Linked DNA regions of Homo sapiens: regions 2, 3 and 4 are each linked to region 1. A link is a contact called in ENCODE Hi-C or POLR2A ChIA-PET data. All regions are on one chromosome and are shown on one strand. Each heading gives the region's core, a stretch centred on a gene start or an enhancer-like site at or near the end of the contact. The rest is flanking DNA. Distances are from core to core; before and after follow the strand shown. Region 1 overlaps RGS9 (regulator of G protein signaling 9). Region 2 overlaps PRKCA (protein kinase C alpha). Region 3 overlaps PRKCA (protein kinase C alpha). Region 4 overlaps PRKCA (protein kinase C alpha).

What was found. Hi-C counts contacts between places; a loop is a spot of excess contacts on that map. ChIA-PET counts read pairs that join two places held with the same protein, here RNA polymerase II (POLR2A). Pooled maps may share reads with other maps.
Region 2: a loop to region 1 is called in a map with no recorded cell type, with 15 times the contacts of the local background. The contact joins two enhancer-like sites. A Hi-C loop is called at or near these places in 8 of 37 single-sample maps with no recorded cell type and 4 of 50 pooled maps.
Region 3: a loop to region 1 is called in a map with no recorded cell type, with 11 times the contacts of the local background. The contact joins two enhancer-like sites. A Hi-C loop is called at or near these places in 2 of 37 single-sample maps with no recorded cell type and 4 of 50 pooled maps. POLR2A ChIA-PET finds 5 or more read pairs at or near these places in 2 of 52 experiments (AG04449 and PC-3).
Region 4: a loop to region 1 is called in a pooled map, with 8 times the contacts of the local background. The contact joins two enhancer-like sites. A Hi-C loop is called at or near these places in 2 of 37 single-sample maps with no recorded cell type and 2 of 50 pooled maps.

The regions. Positions count from the first base shown.
Region 1 is chr17:65,178,727-65,183,814 of GRCh38, forward strand. All of the region lies in intron 9 of RGS9 (regulator of G protein signaling 9), which reads left to right. Among named protein-coding and RNA genes, the nearest start is that of RGS9, 44 kb to the left of the region's middle. RefSeq lists enhancers at 2,559-2,608, 4,552-5,088. Within about 2 kb of position 2,650, at least 4 of the 41 ENCODE cell types and tissues checked have a DNase peak (open chromatin) inside an H3K27ac peak, as active enhancers do.
Region 2 is chr17:66,708,973-66,714,060 of GRCh38, forward strand. The region is part of intron 8 of PRKCA (protein kinase C alpha); the gene reads left to right. Among named protein-coding and RNA genes, the nearest start is that of MIR634, 76 kb to the right of the region's middle. RefSeq lists an enhancer at 4,831-4,890. Within about 2 kb of position 3,064, at least 9 of the 41 ENCODE cell types and tissues checked have a DNase peak (open chromatin) inside an H3K27ac peak, as active enhancers do.
Region 3 is chr17:66,540,038-66,545,125 of GRCh38, forward strand. The region is part of intron 3 of PRKCA (protein kinase C alpha); the gene reads left to right. Among named protein-coding and RNA genes, the nearest start is that of PRKCA-AS1, 130 kb to the left of the region's middle. RefSeq lists a silencer at 2,394-2,443. Within about 2 kb of position 1,979, at least 9 of the 41 ENCODE cell types and tissues checked have a DNase peak (open chromatin) inside an H3K27ac peak, as active enhancers do.
Region 4 is chr17:66,438,806-66,443,893 of GRCh38, forward strand. The region is part of intron 2 of PRKCA (protein kinase C alpha); the gene reads left to right. Among named protein-coding and RNA genes, the nearest start is that of PRKCA-AS1, 24 kb to the left of the region's middle. RefSeq lists an enhancer at 2,660-2,859. Within about 2 kb of position 2,391, at least 5 of the 41 ENCODE cell types and tissues checked have a DNase peak (open chromatin) inside an H3K27ac peak, as active enhancers do.

The DNA.
Region 1 (5,088 bases), core at 1,400-3,899:
ACTCCTGGGCTCAAGCAGTCCTCCTGCCTTGGCCTCCCAAAGCACTGAGATTACAGGTGTGAGCCACTGTGCCTGGCTCAGATAGACAATTCTTTGGTGAAGCTGTCCTGTGCATTTTAGAATGTTCAGCAGCATCCCCAGCTCTGCCCATGAGATGTCAGTACCTCCATTCCTCTCCCTGCCCACCTAAGCCCCAGTCCTAACAATCAAAAATGTCTCCAGACATTGCCCATTGTACCCTGGGAAGGAAGTCAACATTACTCTGGCTGACAACCACTGATTCCAATGAACCATCCTAGACCCATTTAAACAGATCTTAGGTAGTTTCATTGCTTTCTGTCAAACATTGTCTTTGGGTAGCAAGGGTGTCATCTCTAGCCTAGGGTGCATCTATAGGGCTCTGCAGAGCCTTAAGGCATGAGTGGGGGCCTGTAGGGGTGTGCAGGGGAAGGAGGAGGGTGGAAGTGGGAGGGGAAAGAAAAAGGAGCCAGAAATGTTAGCAAGGCAGCTCTGGGACAGTGTTTGCTTTTGCTCCCTGGAGAGGGTCACCGGGGGAACCATTAGGTCTCTTGTCCACAAGCTGGAGAGACCCTTCCTTTGATACACACAGGGCACAGTCAGCCTTAACTCAGCTGTTCCCAGGGCAGCCTTTCCCGTGTTCCCCTTGCCAGAGAACAGATCACTGCTGAGGCCTTGTAGGCTTGGTTGCCATGGAAACAGAATCCTCGAGTAAAAGATTGAACCTGGGTGGAAGGGTTGCTTTTTTTTATGGCTAACTAGCAGCTCTGGAAACCTCTTTCCTGGGGAGGAGAGAGAGGGTGGAGGCAGAAAGCACATCACTCATTCTGAGATGGGGGGGTGGGAACAAAGGGTCACCCATCCGTGACCCAAGCCAGGATACTGCTCAGCTGTGTGTGTGTGTGTGTGTGTGTGTGTGTGTGTGTGTGTGTGTGTGTTGGGGGTGGTTAGGCAGGACCTTAACTTCATCCATTTGAGAGGGAAGCTAAGGAGCTGAGCTGCTCCATCCTGGGGGTGACTTCTGAGGAGGGTGACCAGATTACTGTCTTTACTGAGGAGGCATCTTTGTGCTCCTTGGCCTTCAGAGCCCACTTCCTGCGGATGTGGATGCTGGCAACACCCTCAGCCCAGAACCCAGTGGGCAGGCTGGGTGTACGACAGAGGGTGCCTTTGCCATGGTGGGGTGTGATACGGGCTGTGTCTCCGCTGTTTACCGTTATCTTCTCTGTCTCTCTCTCTCTCTCTTCCCAGCTATCTATCTATCTCCTGTCTGTGCACTCTGGCTGCTGTGGAATAAAGTATTAAGAAGAATAAAGAACTGCAATTCTCATGCATGCAGAGCCCCTTCCAGCCCTCCCCTCAGGCAGCCCCAGCATGCTGTGGTTTATCTGTCTGCAACATTTTCCACTGTCTGCGAGTCCCCTGTGTTCCCGGGTTAATCTGCCCTGAGAGAAGAGGGTTGCCAAGAGCATGAAGCATCTCCATGAAGACCTGGGAGTGCAGAGGCTTTGGATTTTTGTCTCACTTCAGAGAACTCATGGTGCCTGAGCTGGTTTGAAGAGAGGTCATTTTGAGAAGGAATCGATCCTTCTTTCTTTTTTTCTTTTCTATTCTTTTTTTTTGAGACGGAGTCCTGCTCTGTCACCCAGGCAGGAGTGCAGTGGCGTGATCTCGGCTCACTGCAACCTCCGCCTTCCGGGTTGAAGTAACTCCTTGCCTCAGCCTCCAGAGTAGCCGCGATTACAGGTGTGTTCCACCACGCCCAGCTAATTTTTTCATATTTTTAGTACAGACGGAGTTTCTCCATGTTGGCCAGGCTGGTCTTGAACTCCTGACCTCAGGTGATCCGCCCATCTTGGCCTCCCAAAGTGCTGGGATTACAGGCATGAACCACTGCGCCTGGCTATCAATCCTTCTTTTTAAACTTTTATTTTAGGTTCAGGGGTTACATTTCAGGTAAACTGCATGTCACCGGAGTTTGGTATATAGATTATCTTGTCACTCAGGAAATAAGCATAGTACTCATAGGTAGTTTTTCTATCCTCTCCCTCCTCCCACCCTCCACCCTCAAGTAGGCCTGGGTGTCTGTTGTTCCCTTCTTTGTGTCCTTGTGTACTCAATGTTCAGCTCCCACTTATAAGTGAGCCCATGTGGTATTTGGTTTTCTGTTCCTGCGTTAGTTCGCTTAAGACAATGATCTCTAGCTCCATCCATGTTGCTACAAAGAACATGATCTCATTTTTTTATGGCTGCATAGTATTCCATGGTATATATGTACCACATTTTCTTCATCCAGTCTACCAATGATGGGCATTTAGGTTGATCCCATGTCTTTGCTATTGTGAATAGTGCTGCAGTGAACATAGGCATGCATGTGTCTTTATGACGGAATGATTTATATCCCTTTGGGTATATACCTAGTAATGCGATTGCTGGGTCAATGGTAATTCTATTTTAAGTTCTTTGAGAAATCACCACACTGCTTTCTACAATGGCTGAACTAATTTCATTCCCACCAGAAGCATATAAGCTTCCCTTTTCTCCTTGCCAGCATCTGTTATTTTTTGACTTTTTGATAATAGCCATTCTGACTAGTGTGAGATGTTATCTCATTGTGGTTTTGATTTGCATTTCGAGAATGAGTAAATTCTTGAGAAGATGTATCTGTTTTCCCCAAATAGAGGCAAGTAACCGTCAACCATAAGGAGGAAAGTCATTAGGTTGGCAGGTGTCTCGGGCCCTGGGTGGCCCACTCCCACTGGCTAATGGCAGCTGGGAGGGACTGGCCAGGGGCCGGGACCACACTCTAGAAGTGAGTCCTCTTTTAGCTCCAATACCTTGAGGCATACGGAACCCCCAACTCCTGCACCCCAGGAGGTGATGGGGGCAGGGGCCGCTCATGGCAGGATCACTGCCATCATTTAGGGATGAGGGCAGTGTCGGGTGCTGAAGAGACCCTTGACATTGGCCTGAGCCCCAGCTCTGCCACTTCCGGTCCATGTGATCTTGGGCAAGCTCTTTCTTGAGCCACAGTCTCAGTTTCCTCATCTCTAACAGGGGAAGCATGCTAGTTCCTTCATCAGAGGATTAAGCAGGATCACTTATGTGTAGTGTCTAGAATGCTAATCAACACGTAGAGACACTCCACACACAGCTGGTATTATTCTAAATGTTGTCATGCTATGAGAGAGAATTTATGGGACTTGTAGACCTCAGACTCCATGTTAGGGTGCTGTACCTAGCCAATTTCCTCTTCTGCCTTTTCACCTTCTCATACTTCTCCCCTGGTTAGAGGTGGAAGGAGGGGTTACATGCCAATTTCAACCTCTCTGCCTACTCCAATAAGCAGCTGCTCAGAACCTCAGTCTACACTGGCGAGTATACAGATCTTTTGGTAAAAGGCAGAAATATGGCCTCCCAGTATAAAATACTGTGCTCTGCAGAGGTGCTCAGCCTGGAGCCCTCACACACCATATGCTCCCGCCAATAGGGGACAAACTTCTTTCTTCTTGTGGCTTCTGTGTGACCATGCCTAGCTGAGGGAAGGGAAGGGGCTGATGTTTGCTGACAGCTCCCTGCGTGCCAGGCATGGACCTGAGTGCGCCACCCTTTGTAACGGCTCAGCTAAGACTCACTACTGCGTTAGAAGGTAGATGGCCACGTTGACCTCCGTTTCACGGTTGAGAAAGCAGGCCGAGAGAGAGGGTGGCTCCCCCAAGGACACACAGCTGAGAAGTGGTGAAGCCAGGATCTGAACCTCAGCTGATGGCCGCCAGAGCCCACTCCACATCCTGCCTGATGTTTTCTAATGTCCTTATTGTGGCTTTTAGAAGTTTTTCTGCATTTCCTGAAGTCCATTAACAGAGACAATGTCAGTTTCCTTTTTCACATGAAGAAAACAAAATAGAGAGACATAGCCGTTTGCCCAAGGTGACCCAGCCAGGATTCAGTTACGTGTTTCCAGTTCTGTAGCTCATGGGCCTCCCTGATCCAACCGCTGCTCCCCTCTCCACCCCACAAGGCCTACGTCCTGCACCCAGGGCCGGCTTCATGGGCAGGGGGCTTGTACAGCCGCCCAAGACCCCACCCTCAGAAGGACCCTTGTTTGATTTAATGTTCTGTTACCATCTCAGAATTCCTTACACTTTTTTTCTGAACAGTGAACTGCATTTTTATTTTGCACTGAGCCTTGCAAATTGTAAGCAATTCTACCTCTACTTGATGAGGTCGTACCTGGCTGGACGGCTATTTACTTCACATGATCGCAATCTTAAATCCAAGACTCCTTAGACAGCTGCACCCCCTTAATTTTTTTAAATCTATCTATCTATCTATCTATCTATCTATCTATCTATCTATCTATCTACCTACCTACCTACATACCTATCTATCTATTTTGAGACAGTCTTGCTCTGTCACCCAGGCATGAGTGCAGTGGCACAATCTCGGACCACTGCAACCTCCGCCTCCTGGGTTCAAAAGATTTTTATGCCTTAGCCTACTGAGTAGCTGGGATTACAGATGTGTGCCACCATGCACAGCTAATTTTTATATTTTTAGTAGAGACAAGGTTGTGTCTTTTTGGCCGGGCTGATCTCAAAATCCTGTCCTCGAGTGATCCGCCTGCCTTGGACTCTCAAAGTGCTAGGATTACAGATGTGAGCCACCACGCCTGGCCTTTATTTATTCGTTTTGAGACCAGGTTATAAGACTAGCTAATTTTTGTATTTTTAGTAGAGACGGGGTTTCACCATGTTGCCCAGGCTGATCTTGAACTCCTGGGCTCAAGCGATCCACCTGCCTTGGCCTCCCAGGGTGCTGGGATTACAGGTATGAACCACTGCACCCGGCTCCATCTCTTTTCTTGCCTGCTTAACCACTTGTGTTTCTGGATCTCCGGGTTTCTGACTTTAGACCCCCTCTCTGCTCTCAATGCCAGTGCTGCCCGATTCCTCACGGTTCTCCCCATCTCGCCTTTGGCTCCGTGGCTTGCTTGGCCCCCCACCTGAGTTTCTCTGCAGATACCTGCCTGGCTACCCCATCCCAAGGTCCTTGCTTATTTCTCCCCTG
Region 2 (5,088 bases), core at 1,814-4,313, 1.5 Mb after region 1:
ATGATAAATTGGAATAGAAGATAACCCATACCTGGTAAAAGAGATGCAAAACTCATGATTTGACTAGTTTCTCATTTTAGTAGACAAAGCCTTACTGAGCACGTAGGATTGGTTTGCCTCTGATCTCCTCTGTTCAGGTTCAGGGCTGTGATGACCCATTCAGGCTGTGGGATTTTGGTTCAGAAATCTGATCATCTGATCCCTCTCAAATTCTCTCCTGGAAGCCACCTCTCACTGCTTATGAAGTTGGGGGATTACCCCTATGAATCCTTGTAGAGAAGTCTCACCTTCATGAATCCTTGTAGAGAAGTCTCTTTTGAGATGATTTCTTTTTTTTTTTTTTTTTTTTTTTTTTTGAGATAGAGTGTTGCTTTTGTTGCCTAGGCTGGAATGCAGTAACACAGTCTCAGCTCACTGCAACCTCCACTCCCGGGTTCAAGCAATTCTCCTGCCTCAGCCTCCCAAGTAGCTGGGACTACAGGCTTGAGCCACCACACCTGGCTAATTTTGTATTTTAGTAGAGACAAGGTTTCACCATGCTGGCCAGGCTGGTCTTGAATTCCTGACCTCAAGTGATCCACCCACCTCAGCCTCCCAAAGTGCTGGGATTACAGGCATGAGCCACCATGCCCGGCCTCTTCTGAGATGATTTTAACTTATTTTTCTCACATTAGTACTTGAGAAAGGAAAGTTATCCAGTTAAGATAGGTTTTTTTTTTTCCCTTTTTCTTTTTCGGTGGAAGTTGAAAGTAAAAAGAAAAGCAAACCCTGGTTGTGTGGCATTCAGTCAACTGGAGCTTGGTTAACTCACTGCCCACCAGCTTATGTTTCGTCAGTCATCTTGGGCACTTCCAAGATATTGAAGAGCCTTCTGAATCATCAAGAAAAAACAAAATCTTGTTACTAATAGTTTTCATGGTAAGCGGGTTTGGTTTCATCATCATTTATTGAAAAATGGCAATCTGTATATAACATTACTGGGCACCTTGCTATGTGCTACCTCAAACGAGTCGATTCGCCAAATACTCCAGGACCCCGTCATGTGAACTGGCCGATAGCAAAACACATCCCTGAATGTAGTGGAGCTGTTTGATGTGAGACCACTTTCAGACATGGAAATGCCACAAGGAGGAGAGAAGGGTCCTGTCCTCATAAAGCTTGATTCTAGGCCTTTCACTATTCAAACAAGGAAGAGTTACTTCCTACCCCTCCAAGGGTCAAATGAGACCTGCACCTGGGGTGCCTCCGGAGCAGAGTGCACTGGAAGGTTCACCGCACCTTCTCTCCTGACCCTGGTGCTGTGTCTCGGGGTCACCGTCTGTCTGCTGTGCCTGCCTGCATCATAATTGGAACCTGTGCTGTGTTGTACTCAATCTCGTTTTCTCACACCACTAATTGTGTGTAGCACTTCCTGTGTGTAACATTTCTCCTACTAACCTGGCAGTTTTTCTCCTCCTCCTGTCTTTTACAGGGCTGTCATGTCCGCTTCTTAAAGGTAGTTCTTCCTCTGCTCTTTCCTCATCCACTTTCCTTCCACAAAACACTTGCCTTGGTTTTTGTGGCTCCCGGGCCTCAGCCTGCAGCCATGCTCTCCACCCTTAAGGATGCACCGCGTGTTCTGGTAGCTTGAATCTCACACCTACTTGTGTCTTAGTCTGTGTGCTCCCTTCCAAGCAGCCACGGCCCTCCCATGAAAAAAAATGCCATGTCTTAATCACCCAGAGAATAGACCAGTCTCCCCTCCTCTTCAGATTAGGTTAGTTTAAAATTTTACCTGCTGGGCACGGTGGCTCACACCTGTAATCCCAGCACTTTGGGAGGCCGAGGCAGGTGGATCACCCGAGGTCAGGAGTTCAAGACCAGCCTGCCCAACATGGTGAAACCCCGTCTCTACCAAAAAACAAAAAAAAAAATACAAAAATTAGCCAGTCATGATGGCAGGTGCCCGTAATCCCAGCTACTCGGGAGGCTGAGGTAGGAGAATCACTTGAACCCGGGAGGCGGAGGTTGCAGTGAGCCGAGATCGCACCATTGCACTCCAGTCTGGGTGACAGAGTAAGACTCCATCTCAAAAATAAATAAATAAAATAAATAAATAAATAAATAAAATTTTACCAAGCAAATATCAAAACCTCCTATCAGTGATTAAAGTTCAAGTCTGTATTGAAAGCATCCATCCAATGAACAGAAAGAGTGCATCTTTAAATGGACAGCTCATTTTCCTTTCTTTCTGTTAATATCTTTCAATCACATATGAGTTAAGATTCATTTTAAGTTTTATAGGCATACATCTGCATTAGCATGCAATCAGTATGGTGTATTTACACTACATGAGTGTGTTCATATGGATGATGTAGTGTAATATATCATAGGCTGAAATCCTGTAATTGTTCTGATGTTCTTAATGCCTGACTTAATCCTTCTCACTCTTATTTCATTTTTTCTCATTTTTTAATGTTTTCCCAACTCAATCGTTGCAATCTAATCAACCATTCTATCCCCAAACTATGGAGGGGAATTTTGCAACTTGCATGTAAATGGTTTTAAAAACCTGGTCTATTATTGTCATTTCTGATAGCGCCACTCTCTTCTGGGAAGCTGGTTAGGGCCACACACCAGCTGTGCTCTCAGCGTATTGCCTGTGTTCGTAATTAAAATCAGCCCAAGATTGTCGCAGTGCTTTTATGTTCGCATTAGATCAAACTGGAAAATTTAAACCCTCAAATGCTCGGGTGGAGGATTTGCAAGGGGAGAAACCCTACTCCCCGACCCCAAGCTGGAATCCACATCTAATGCTCTCTCAAAAACACTGTCCTAAAGACAGCATCTAATAAATAATGTTTTTAGAGTTTCTCATCTCTAGAACTTGTATCTCACCCTGCAGATGTGCCTGTTAGAGGAACCACAGGAGATTTGTGACCTAGAGATACTGGAAATGAGAAAGAAAAAAAATATTCCTTGAGGTTTCCTAAGTCTTGCAGAGTGTGGTAAATACTGTGTGTGAAAACTGCCTTTCAAGGCTTCTGTTGTTACTGCCCCCCCTCCACCCCGCCCTTGTCTGTGTTTGAAAACCCTGTCCCATGATTCAATGCAGGGTGTTGACTTTGGATACACATCTCCAGAGGCTGGCCACACCTGAATACACTGAGCCTCTGTGCAACTTCTTCCTGTGGAGTAAAACCCTCCAGCATTCTCAGAGGAAAGAGGCACCTCTTGATCACTCCAGGAGGTGGAAACAGTTCCTGTTTAAAAACCAAGTAAACCCCTCTCATTGCACCCCCTGCTACTTCAGAGGAACACCTCCATTCTGATGGAAGGAACTCGTACTTGGGTCCTGGAACCCTATTTGGGACCCAAACCTCTCCCACTTGTGTGGCCTGACGTGCCTGAGTGCTGTTTGTGTCCTTTTTATTATGTTGAAAACTTTGTTATTCCAAAGAAACATCTGAATCACAGAGCTTAGTTTCCCAGCATGTCGGAAAGCTGGGTGCTGGTGTAAAAAACTCAGATGTGGCTGAAAAGGGAAGTAATGAGAGGGGAGAAAAATAAGAAGAAAGAGTTAGGGTGAGGCTTTCACCTCCCTGGGTTCTTGCCTGGCTCCTCCTAGCTCTAATGAAGGGCTGTCCCTGTCCCCTTCTCCTTAAAGACTGTCCCTCTTCTCCCACCTGCTGGGCAACGTGGCTGTCACCTCGTCATTCCAAGAAGGCAGCAGGGTGTGGCGAGGAAGTGCCACACTGCCTGGGTTCAAGGGTTCAAATCCCAGCTCCAATATTTCATAGCTGTATAGCCTGGAGCCATGCAGCTCATCTCTCTTGCCTCAGTTTCTCCAAGTCTAAAATGGAAATGGTAAAAGGACCAACCTCCTAGGGATGTTGGGAGGATTAAATGAGTAAGTATGGAAGGTGCCTAGAACAGTGCCTGGCTAGATTTGTGTTTGCTGCAGTCATTACTCAGCCTTTTCTCTGCCTTCCATCCCCAGGAATTATGAATTACAGAGTTTTCCCTAATGGAGGTGTCACTGTGCATTGCTGGTTTCCAAGAAGCCATTGCCAAGTTAAAGTGAACCCTTTGTTGTCCTTTTTTTTTTTTTTTTTTTTGAGATGGAGTCTCACTCTGTTGCCCAGGCTGGAGCGCAATGGTGCAATCTTGGCTCATTGCAACCTCCACCTCCCGGGTTCAAGCAATTCTCCTGCCTCAGTCTACCGAGTAGCTGGGACTACAGGCACGCGCCACCATGCCCGGCCAATTTTTTTACTTTTTGTAAAGAAGGGGTTTCACCATATTCACCAGGCTGGTCTTGAAGTCCTGACCTTGTGATCTGCCTGCCTCGGCCTCCCAAAGTACTGGGATTACAGTCGTGAGCCACCGCATCCGACCTCATTGTGCTTTCTAAACCACTCCCGGGCCCCAGTTGGGAGACCCCGGTTGTACATTAGGTACAAATAACCCATCAGATAGGAATCTGCTCCCCGTACCCCACCCTACTCCCACCTGCAGCAGTGAAGCAAGGCCATCTTGAATTCATTTAAGAACAGAGATGAGAAGTGTCAAGTCAACAAAGTCTCTTTTCTGACATGTTTTGTGTTGGTGCTTATTATGTTTCCTGTGTGGTTTTGTTATGAGGACAAGAAACAGGCTACTCTACCTGAGAAAGAAAATGTCACCCGCATGTTGGAAATTCACCCTGACCCAGGCAGTGATAATAGCGTGCCACCGCTCGCTCACACCTCTCTTCAAAGTGGCTTCCTTGGCTTGGTCATGAGCTAATCTTTACCTTGTGGCTTTTTCTGAAAATAGACTTGTCAACACTCAGTCCGAGTCTGGCCCCCAGTCACTGGTTTTCTCTGTTGACAGGCTGCAAAGAATCATGCAGGAAGGGCTCTGTCCATGAATTCCCAATGGTCATGGGTGGTCAGCCAGCTCAGAGCTGATGGTTTGGGTGGGGGCAGGCAGGACACAGCCATAGTCTCAGCTCTTACTAGGGGTATTCGTTTTGTGACTCACATTCCCCCAGGTGCTCACAGCCTGTAGATACCCTTAGGGTCACAATAATTGTATTAATTTAGACTCCCTGGCTCTCTCCTGGCC
Region 3 (5,088 bases), core at 729-3,228, 1.4 Mb after region 1:
GTTGGTGCCTCTCCTGCAGAAGGGGTGTTAGGAGGCTGTTGTGTTTGTTGCCAGGGAGGTGATGTTTTCCCCATTGGGAACCCTAGGCCAGCAAACTTCGGGAAGTGTCTGTGGCAGCTTGAATGCTGCTATTTCAGAGCTGATGAAGAGGCAGCTTGGAGAAAACCTCAAAAATAAATACTCTGATTCATCATTGTTGTTCAGGCTTTCCAGCCGTCAGAGCCAGCCCAGGGTTCTGAGACAAAGGGTAACATTCAGCACAGAGCCCAGCGGAGAGTCTGGAGCCCTGACTGTCTCTAAAAGAGGGGGCGGAGAGGGAGGCAGCTGCCTGCAAACCCTGGAGTGGGGCTTGACGCTGGGGGGACGGCGTGTGCTGGTTTTGCTGCTTTGGGGGTGAGGAGAGGATGAATAATCCAAAGAGGGACGTCTCCCGAGAGCAGGGACCATCTCATAAATAGCCCAGAGCAGTCAGTTGGGTGGCGGGCTGCCGTGCGGGGGCTGCAGTTAGAAGCAGCACTCGGAGTGGAGTGGGGCCTCCCAGCGGGGCCCTGCTGCACTTTGTGAGTGCTCTGTGGTCGAAGGCCAGCTGGGCCTGAAGGCAAAACATCTGGATTTTGCAGAGGGTTCCTAGGCTGAGACGGAATTCAGGCTGTAGGCTCTGTGAGACCTTGTGTGAAACCCCCGGTTCTGTCTCTGTCACTTGTTTGAGTCTCCCATTTCTCTGTCTATCAAAAGATTGAATATGGTGGCTTACAACAGAGGCAGTCGAGGGTAATTATTAGTATCATGGTTTGACCTCGAGATCTGGCACTTCCTGGACCTATTCCGTTGTATATTTCTCTGTGCACTCCCTGAGCCTCCCTTTTCTCAGCTGAGAAAATGGTCACACCTATGGTATCCCACACTGTGGAAAATGACCAAATAAGACAAGGTATGTGCAAGTATTTGGTAGAACCCTACAGAGGTAGGAAGTGGCTGTTACTAGCTGTTTCCACTGGTATTCTCTGGCCATCTCAGAGCTGTTTAGGGACCATTCCAGCTACAGGGGAGGGCAAGATTTAGAGTAGACTCTCAAATGAGTCTATCTGATTCTTTGGAAGCACGAGCTCTAGTAAGATAGTTTGAACAAAGATGTGACCATGAGGGGTTTTGTTTTATTTTTTAACTAGATTTTGATATGTTGTGTGCCGCTTCTCCACTGCACAGATTGACCAAGAGTTAGCTGCAGATTGTGGCTCAGTAAGAAGGTCTTGTGGTACGTGCTCCTGCGGCCCCCACCTCAAACTCTTGCCTCTGGTGTTCTTGAAAGAAATGAGGGGACCTTTGCCCGAGCCAAGGGAAAATGCAAGATTTTGGAGGCTTAGCCCCTTTATTGTTTTTTTCCTCTGTTGCTTATATTGATTTCTGCGGCAAAGAGCAGTTGACTGGGATTGAAAGCTACTCTGCTGGTCTTGGATGTGGAAGAAAAAATAATTCCCACTTTCCAAATAGAGGCTCATCCAGAGGCAGCAGATGCCAGAGGCAGCAGATGCTAGCTGCAGTTCTGCAGGCAGGAATTGCACGTGCAAAGCAGAGCTGACGTCCAGTCCACGCCTCATGGCACTTTGGAAGTGCATCTGACACCGTTTGCCTGCCATACACAAGCCACAAAGACTTTTTGAGGCGACAGGTTATGCCAAAAATTAAGTAAAAATGACACAGCTTCAGATGACATTTACATATCTATTTTTGAGGTTTCAGAACATGTGCCCTATAAAAATGTACAACTGCATTGTTTAAAACTCTTCTGAGTCTCTGAGGATTTTCTATCAGTGCATGCCTCTCAGTTATCACTTAAATGTCAAGGCCCTAAGCTTGTATGAGCCCCTAAAATGTTTTTGAGCCCCACAGTAAATTTTTGGCTGACCACATTTGTTCTATGTAAGGCTGATAACAAGCCACCACGTGGAATCTCACAGTGGGACTTTAGTATCAGGCAATTGCAGAGTCCTGAAGCTCGTGTTGCGGTTATTATGGTTCTATATAAAGCCCCAGGGGAGAAAGTCATTTCATGCTTTTAAAATTACTAGTTAATGTTTAAGGAGTTTATACGGAGTGGACTGAGCCAAGCATTTTCCCCTTAACTTTAAAATTATTACAGAGAGGCCTTAAGAAACTGTTCTGTATTAGATGGTGATTAAAATATGACCTTTTTCTTTCTTTATGCTTAGGATTTTCACGATGTGGTTTGCAATTAATTTGTATGTGCACAGTCTTTGTGCTAGTTTCTGTGGACATACAGTGGTGCTACTTGGCCTTAAGAGCTTCCTGTGTGTGGTTGGGAGATAGGCAGTTAGTAAGCCATGTGTGCTGTGAGAAAACCCAGAGCATAGAAGTCGCACATGAGAGTACCAGGTGCTGAGTACCATGGGGGTGAGAGCAAGGAGGGATTATTTCTGCCCCAAGAAGGCTTCTTGGGAAATAGAGCAGTTATGAAGGACCTGGAAAGATGTTCCAATAAGACTTGGGTGAGGAGACACAATAGTCCCAAGTAGGGAGGGCAGAGCACCCTGAGTAGAGGTGTGGTGTCAGGAAGTGTGAGAATTCTTCAGAGACTGATAGTCGGAAGGGATTCCTCTGCAAAGGCCTGTGGAAGGATATGAAGGTTGGAAAGACAAGTGGGAGCCATTGGGGAGTCTCAACAAATGTGTATTGTATTGTGTGTGTTTCACTTGGAAAATTATCTTGCTATTAATGAGAAAGTACAGATTAATGCTTTTTTTGTTTTACTGGATTCAAATTATATTTGACAAGTCATTTCATTCTAGTGTATGCATGTGATTTTCTTGGAACGAGGGTAACATTTTAAAGATAGGATTTGATGAGTCAATGAGGTATTTTTCAAGTAGATTACTTAGAAAATGTTATAGTCATAAAATATCTTGGAGTTACAGTTAAGAGTCAATTATTGTTTCATCTATAGGCATCCAATTAAAGTTGAATTATGCTGTTATTTTCACTCAATTTCCAAAGCTATGCACTTCCGTAATTTCTATCCTTGTTTATAGTCAGTATAATGTTTAATGCAATGTGCCTGATTTAGCACTTTGTGTTATAAATTTTGCCTGATAAATAATCAACTTATTTTCTTCCGTATGACGACAGTTTTCTTCACAGTGAATGGAGCTTAGTGTATTTATATAAAATGTAAGTCTGGGAGAGTTTCCATTATAGTTCAAGTATATTTAATGTTCAAAAGAATGCAGTATTTGTGGTTTCCTGGCATTCTTTGAATACCATGTGGCTCTTCTCTCTTCCTTCTCACCAAAACCCTAGTCATTTTATTATTTATATAATGAGATACTGTAAGATACTAAAACATAAGTTATTGTGAGGTCTGGCTTTTGATGCTATGAAGTACCCTTTGTTATTTGAGACTAATGAAATGAAATCAGTGAGTTCCAGCTTGTCTACTAGTATGTTGCTTGAAACAATTACATTCTTTTGAACATTAAATTTATATATTTGAACTATAAGGAAACTCTCCCAGACTTGTATTTTATATACTCTAAGCTCCATTGACCATGCAGAAATCTGTCAGCATATGAGAGGAACAAGCGGATTATTTATCAGGCAGATTTTATAATGCAGAAATACGAAGCAACATAGTGCTGTGGTGAAGACAGAATTGAACATTGTTAGACACTTAGCAATCCCAAGAGGCATCATGAAGTCCATGTACCCTACACCATAGAAAAGGCTACACCCCAAAGTTCTGGAACAAGCCTGGTTTGCTGGCTTTCTGGTGTCAAATGTCAGAAGCAGAAAATGGGAGGATGGTAAAACAGTAGACTCAGTGAGAGCAGGACTGAACTTCAGCAGGCCCCATAATTGTACAGAAACAAGATTGCTAGGCTGGGTGCTGTGGCTCACGCCTGTAATCCCAGCACTTTGGGAGGCCAAGGCAGGCAGATCACTTGAGGTCAGGAGTTCGAGACCAGCCTGGCCGACTTGGTGAAACCCTGACTGTACTAAAAAAAATACAAAAATTAGCCACGTGTGGTGGTGCACACCTGTAGTCCCTGCTACTGGGGTGGTGGGGGGAGCTGAGGCAGGAGAATCGCTGGAACCCGGGAGGTGGAGACTGCAGTGAGCCAAGATCAGACCACTGCACTGCAGCCTGGGCGACACAGCGAGACCCCATCTCAAACAACAACTACAAAAGATTTCTCATGGCCACTTAGTTTAGGAAGAAGACCCCCATGTAGTTCATGAACCCAATGCTGTGAACCAAAATACTATAAACACTAGTATTCTAGGTCACCACTGTGATCATTGAGAAAATGTTGAAGTATATTGACATATTTTGTTTAACAAAACAAGGGACTTAAAGTGCGTTTTAGAAATATTTGTATACATGCTGGTTTAAAAAAGAAAAGACTAAAAACAAGCCTTAGTACATAAAAAGAAAATATTCAGTTTTCCAGAAAATGAGGTTACTCCCTTACATTGAGAGTTACATGAAGCCTTGTTACAGTACTTTTAGTCTTCTTTATTCAAAGAAAGAATTACCAATATCATTTTTTTTTTAAGATGGAGTGAGTCTTGCTTTGTCACCCAGGCTGGAGTACTGTGGCATGATCTCAGCTCACTGCAACCTCCACCTCCCAGGTTCAAGCCATTCTACTGTCTCACCCTCCCAAGTAGCTGGGATTACAGGCATGCGCCACCATGCCCAGCTAATTTTTGTATTTTTAGTAGAGATGGGATTTCACCATGTTGGTCAGGCAGGTTTCAAACTCTTGACCTCAGGTGATCCACCCGCCTCGGCCTCCCAAAGTGCTGGGATTACAGGCATGAGCCACCATGTCCGACCACCAATATCATTTTTTAAAAGTAAATTATTACGATTTCCTTAGGTGGTTAATAAATTACCATTATTTTCTCTATTTTACAGATCACGAAATGATAAGTAACTTACCGAAAGTTACATTATTTAAGTTAATCAAATGTTTATTGATTGCCAGACTTTTTTCTAGGCTTAAGCAAATGTTGGAAAATACTTCTCTGAGCTTTCAAAAATGTTATTTCTACTTGTCAGTGCTGCAG
Region 4 (5,088 bases), core at 1,141-3,640, 1.3 Mb after region 1:
ATCAGCTCTTGTGAGAAACTAACTCTCACGAGAACAGGATGGGGGATACTGCCCCCCATGATTCAATTATCTCTGCCTAGTCCCTCCTACGACATGTGGGGATTATGGGAACTACAATTCAAGATGAAATTTGGGTGGGGACACAGCCAAACCATATCAGTGATTGAGGGGAGAACAGGGAATGAAACATCCCCTCTCAACAGTGGTAGGAATAATGGCCTGTCATCATTATTGTCAGCAGTAACTGACATTTCTTGAAGACCTCAGTGCATAAGGCACTGTACTGAGCGCTTTATATTCTGTGTCTTGTTTAATTTCATTCAACCCTCCCAACAGCCTGTACTACATTAAATACTACTGTTACCCACTTTTCTTTTCTTTCTTTTTTTTATTGAGACAGAGTCTTGCTTTGTTGTCCAGGCTGGAGTGCAGTGGCACAATCTCAGCTCACTGCAACCTCCGCCTCCCAGGTTCAAGTGACTCTTCTGCCTCAGCCTCCCGAGTAGCTGGGACTACAGGTGTGCACCACCATACCTGGCTAATTTTTGTATTTTTTAGTAGAGACAGGGTTTCAGCATATTGGCCAGGCTGGTCTCGAACTCCTGACCTTGTGATCTGCCTGCCTTGCCCTCCCGAAGTGCTGGGATTACAGGCATGAGCCATCGTGCCCGGCCTTTTACCCACATTATACAGGTGAAAAAAATTATGTTGCTCTACCATTTCCACAAATGGCATAGGCTGGCCTATTACTGTCCTTTTCCAAAATACGTGTCTCTCAAATAGCTCTGCAGCTCTTACAGGGCTCCTCGTTGTCCTCTGTGCTTTACAGTTTGAGATCCTTCACGTTGGAGGTTTGTAGAGGACCACAGTTGCAAAATAGGGTGCCTGGGGTCTCTGCTTATCTGCATTTTGTCAAAGGATACTATAGGTCATGGCGCATGGTCTTTTGCTGATGTTCGTTTTGGCAAGAAGCACTATTTTTCATCATTTGCCAAGAAAACCTTTTGTGCATTTTACCTTAAGGACCTGGATAGCATAAGCAGAGAAAGGGAATCAGCATTTCCATGTTTTGAAAAGTAAAACAAGACTCTTTTTGGTCTTTGCGCCCCCATGCCCTAGAAATCCCATAATAAGTGCAACTGTCTCCTTCTGCTGATGGATTTCCTAAGTCATTCCCAGAAAGAAGTTGGGTGCTTTGTATTGTATTAATATATTCATCCTAAATAAGGGTCTTGGGGTTTTCCCCCCTTCCAAGATGTATTAAGAAGGTTGCTTACTGTAGGCTTTGATTTATTTATTTCCTATGAAATGCCAGAAACACCAAGTCCTAAAATCCTAGATCCAAGTCATTGACTTCTCAGTGATTATGACCACATTGAATTGATTAAACTCAAGTGACTGACAAGGCGAATAAAAATAGCCCAAAATGAGTCCAGACCCCATGGTTTTAAGAGCCCCCCACCAGTTCCCTAAAGCTACAGGACGGAAAGGACTCCTGATCCTTTGTACCTGAAGAGTGTGGTGCCTAACGTATAGCCAATGTTCATTTGTTTCTTCTCTCTGTATTTTATAAACATAATTACTTTGAATGAATTGGGTTATTCGGGAAGTCAGCACATGTCTCCATCTCCTGCTTTCTATTTCTAGAGTCCTAAGATAGACTTTGCTGACAAGAAGAGGCCCCTGCCCCTTCAGAGCTTAGAGTGTAGCAGAGAGATGGGTATTCAGGAAATCCTCAAATAGTGACAGAGCCACAGCGGCAGTGAGTGACAGGCAGGAGAACTATAGGATGCTGGAAGTGCATACAACCGGGGTGTTACCTAGTCTGGGACTGGTGGTCAAGGGGGCTTTTTTGAGGCCTGGACAACCCACAGACCGAGGGTGGGCTAGTGAGAGCCAGTGAGGGACACTCTTCAAGATCCCAGCACTTAAAAGATTGGTTGGGCATGATGACTCAGGCCGGGAACCCCAGCACTTTGGGAGGCTGAGATGGGAGGATTGCTTGAGCCCAGGAGTTTGAGACCAGCCCTGGCAACACCGTAAGACCCCATCTCAATGAAAAGTAAATTAGTCAGGGCCGGGTATGGTGGCTCATGCCTGTAATCCCAGCATTTTGGGAGGCTGAGGCGGGTGGATTGCCTGAGCTTAGGAGTTTGAGATCAGCCTGGCAACATGGTGAACCCTGTCTCTACTAAAAATACAAAAAATTAGCCGGGCGTGGTAGCAGGCACCTGTAATCCCAGCTACTCAAGAGGCTGAGGCATGAGAATTCCTTGGACCCGGGAGACGGATGTTGCATTGAGCCCAGATCGCGGCACTGCACTCCAGCCTGGGAGACAAAGCGAAACTCTGTCTCCAAAAAAAAAAAAAAAAAAAAAAAAAAGTAAATTAGCTAGGCATGATGGTACGTGCCTGTGGTGCCAAGCTCCTCAGGAGGCTGAGGCAGAAGGATGGCCTGAGGCCAGGAGTTCGAGATTGCAGTGAGCTGTGATCACACCTCTGCATTCCAGCTTGGACGACAGAACAACGCCCTGTTTCCAAAAAAAAAAAAAGATTGGGGTGCTCTTAAGCTCACAGTTCTGGCCATCTCCTCTTTCCTAAGTGGAGGGAGATCGTGGATCCCTGAGGGGGAACCTACTTCCCCTTTCACTTCAAAGTCTGCTTCTGTTTCTAAAAATGAACTGAAACCCCATCTGTTTGCTCATGTATTTGAAAACCCTTGAAAATGTTTATTTTTGTACATCTTCATACGACTCTCGTCTCAGAGCTGCTTCTCCTCTTCAGGTGGTTTCTGGGCACACTGGGGACGTCTGTGCACCTCCTCTGAGTGGAAGTCAATGCCTGTGATCCCCTTTCTAAAGGAGGCACGGATAGCTGCTGTGCGGTTTTTTCAACCTGTAGCCAGTTTTCATGTTTTTGTTCTCAAAATAATACTTTTTTTTTCAGGTGAAGACAAGGAACATTTAATTTACACTGAAATGATTTTTCCTCTTAGACCTTCTGAAAGCTATGACGTATGTATATTTATACCATAATAGATGCTAATGGTGTCCTCTCTGGGTGATGGTCCCAGAGATGTTTATACCACGGCATTTCACTCCACTAATAAATGTGGGTGGATGGATGGACGGGCGGACAGATGGAAATATCACACAGGACTGTGCCCAGGTTCCAGACAGTTTGGCTTTAGGGCCCCAACTCTGCCAAGGGATATTTTTTATATAGCATCATGTTTTTCATCATGATGTTAGTCTCTCTCTCTTTTTTTTTTCTTTGAGATGGAGTCTCGCTCTGTTGCCAGGTGTGAGTGCAGTGGCACGATCTTAACTGACTGTGACCTCTGCCTCCTGGATTCAAGCGATTCTCCTGCCTCAGCCTCCCAAGTAGCTGGGGCTACAGGTGCCTGCCATGCCTGGCTGATTTTTTTTTTTTTTAGTTGAGACAGGGTTTCATACTGGCCAGGCTGGTCTTGAACTCCTGACCTCAAGTGATCCACCCACCCAGGCCTCCCAAAGTGCTGGGATTACAGGCGTGAGCCACTGCACCTGCCTGTAACATCATGATGTTACAGTCCCCCAGCTCCTCACCTGGCCTCCCTGTACCCATTCCTGGCCCCCTCCCTCCTTCAATCTCTTTTCCACTTCAGAGAGTGATCTTTAGCATTCCCAGCTCCACCCCACGCTTTCTGCCTGTAATCATTTAAAGGCTTCCCATTGCTTCTAGGATGAAGTCCAGGATCCTTAAACTGGCCTACAAGGCCCTGTATCATCAGCTGCCCTGCGTCTCCAGCCGCCTCTCCTCATCACCCACACTTTTTCTTCATAGCCTCCATCCCAGCTGTAATGCAGAATTTTGTTTGATAATTATTTAATTCATGTTCACCTCTCCCATTAGACTGCAAGCTTAGCGAGGCCAGGGGCTGTTTTGTTGTTTACCCTTGAACCCCAACCCATAGCACATGTAAGTACTCATTTGTCAGGTGTTTGTGTTTCATATCCATTTTTTGCCTTTTCTTACATACATGGACACACTTTTCTCTCTTTTGAGATAACTTCCAGAATTGAGTGGTTATGAGCAATTCCTGGATCCCTGTTTGCCTCAGAGCCGGTAACTGTTCTCACCTTTTGGGAACCATAAACGCTGCCATTGTTGACCTGAACACGAGGTGACTCTGGCAGGAGCCCTGGCCATCGTCCCTTTTTTGGTTATCATCTGACGTTTGTGCAGCTACACACATCATATCTCATTTGATCTCTTGGACTCCCGTTGGTTAGTAGAAACCTTATTTTATAGACAAACAGCTGAAGCTCAGAGGTGTTCAGAAACTTTTGCCCCATTTGCTGCAAGTGGTCCATGAGGGTCTGGAATCAAGACCTTCTGGTTCTGGTTTGATGCTGGGACTGCTCTTTCTGAATTGTTTCTATGCCTGTCTGTTCAATGTTATAATGATGAGGGGGCCAGTCCCTCACCAGCTGCATTCTAACTGGAGGCTAGAAAATAATGAATGGGAAGTAACTTAGGGGAAAACTATGATGAGGTTGTTGGCATTTGTTACTCTTGGAAAGAAGTGTAGCCTTGGAAACTAGAGGCTAAGAAATAAAGTGAGGCTTCTTAGATGTCGTTGTGTATTAAACAGGAAGCCCGTTTGCTCTGGCTGTAGAGTGTGCCCATGAGAGTTTATGGAAGAATGAACTTGACTCAATAAATAACCCACTCAGTGCATGATACCCTTTTCTTCAGCTGCAGGTAAATGTCTGTTATGGTGAGTGACATGGTGGCATGTTGGGCTCTATGAAACTGAGTCCACACACAGCCTGCTGTGCTGCCTGCCCTGAAACGGGACAGGCCCTTGGTAAATGACTTGCTACTGAATGGTAGTCCTCACGATGACATGTGTGGCCCATTTAATGAGAGAAGTAAAGACCGCAGAGGATGGAGGAAAGGGCAGGGGGAGAAGTTAGCTAATATTAAATTCCTGACCACCCACACCTAATGAAAAAGAATGTTCTCTGCTTGCAGAGGCAGTGAATTAGGCTGGCAAGGTACCAAGGGAGGAGGAAAAGTGTGTGAATGGATACCCGCTACATC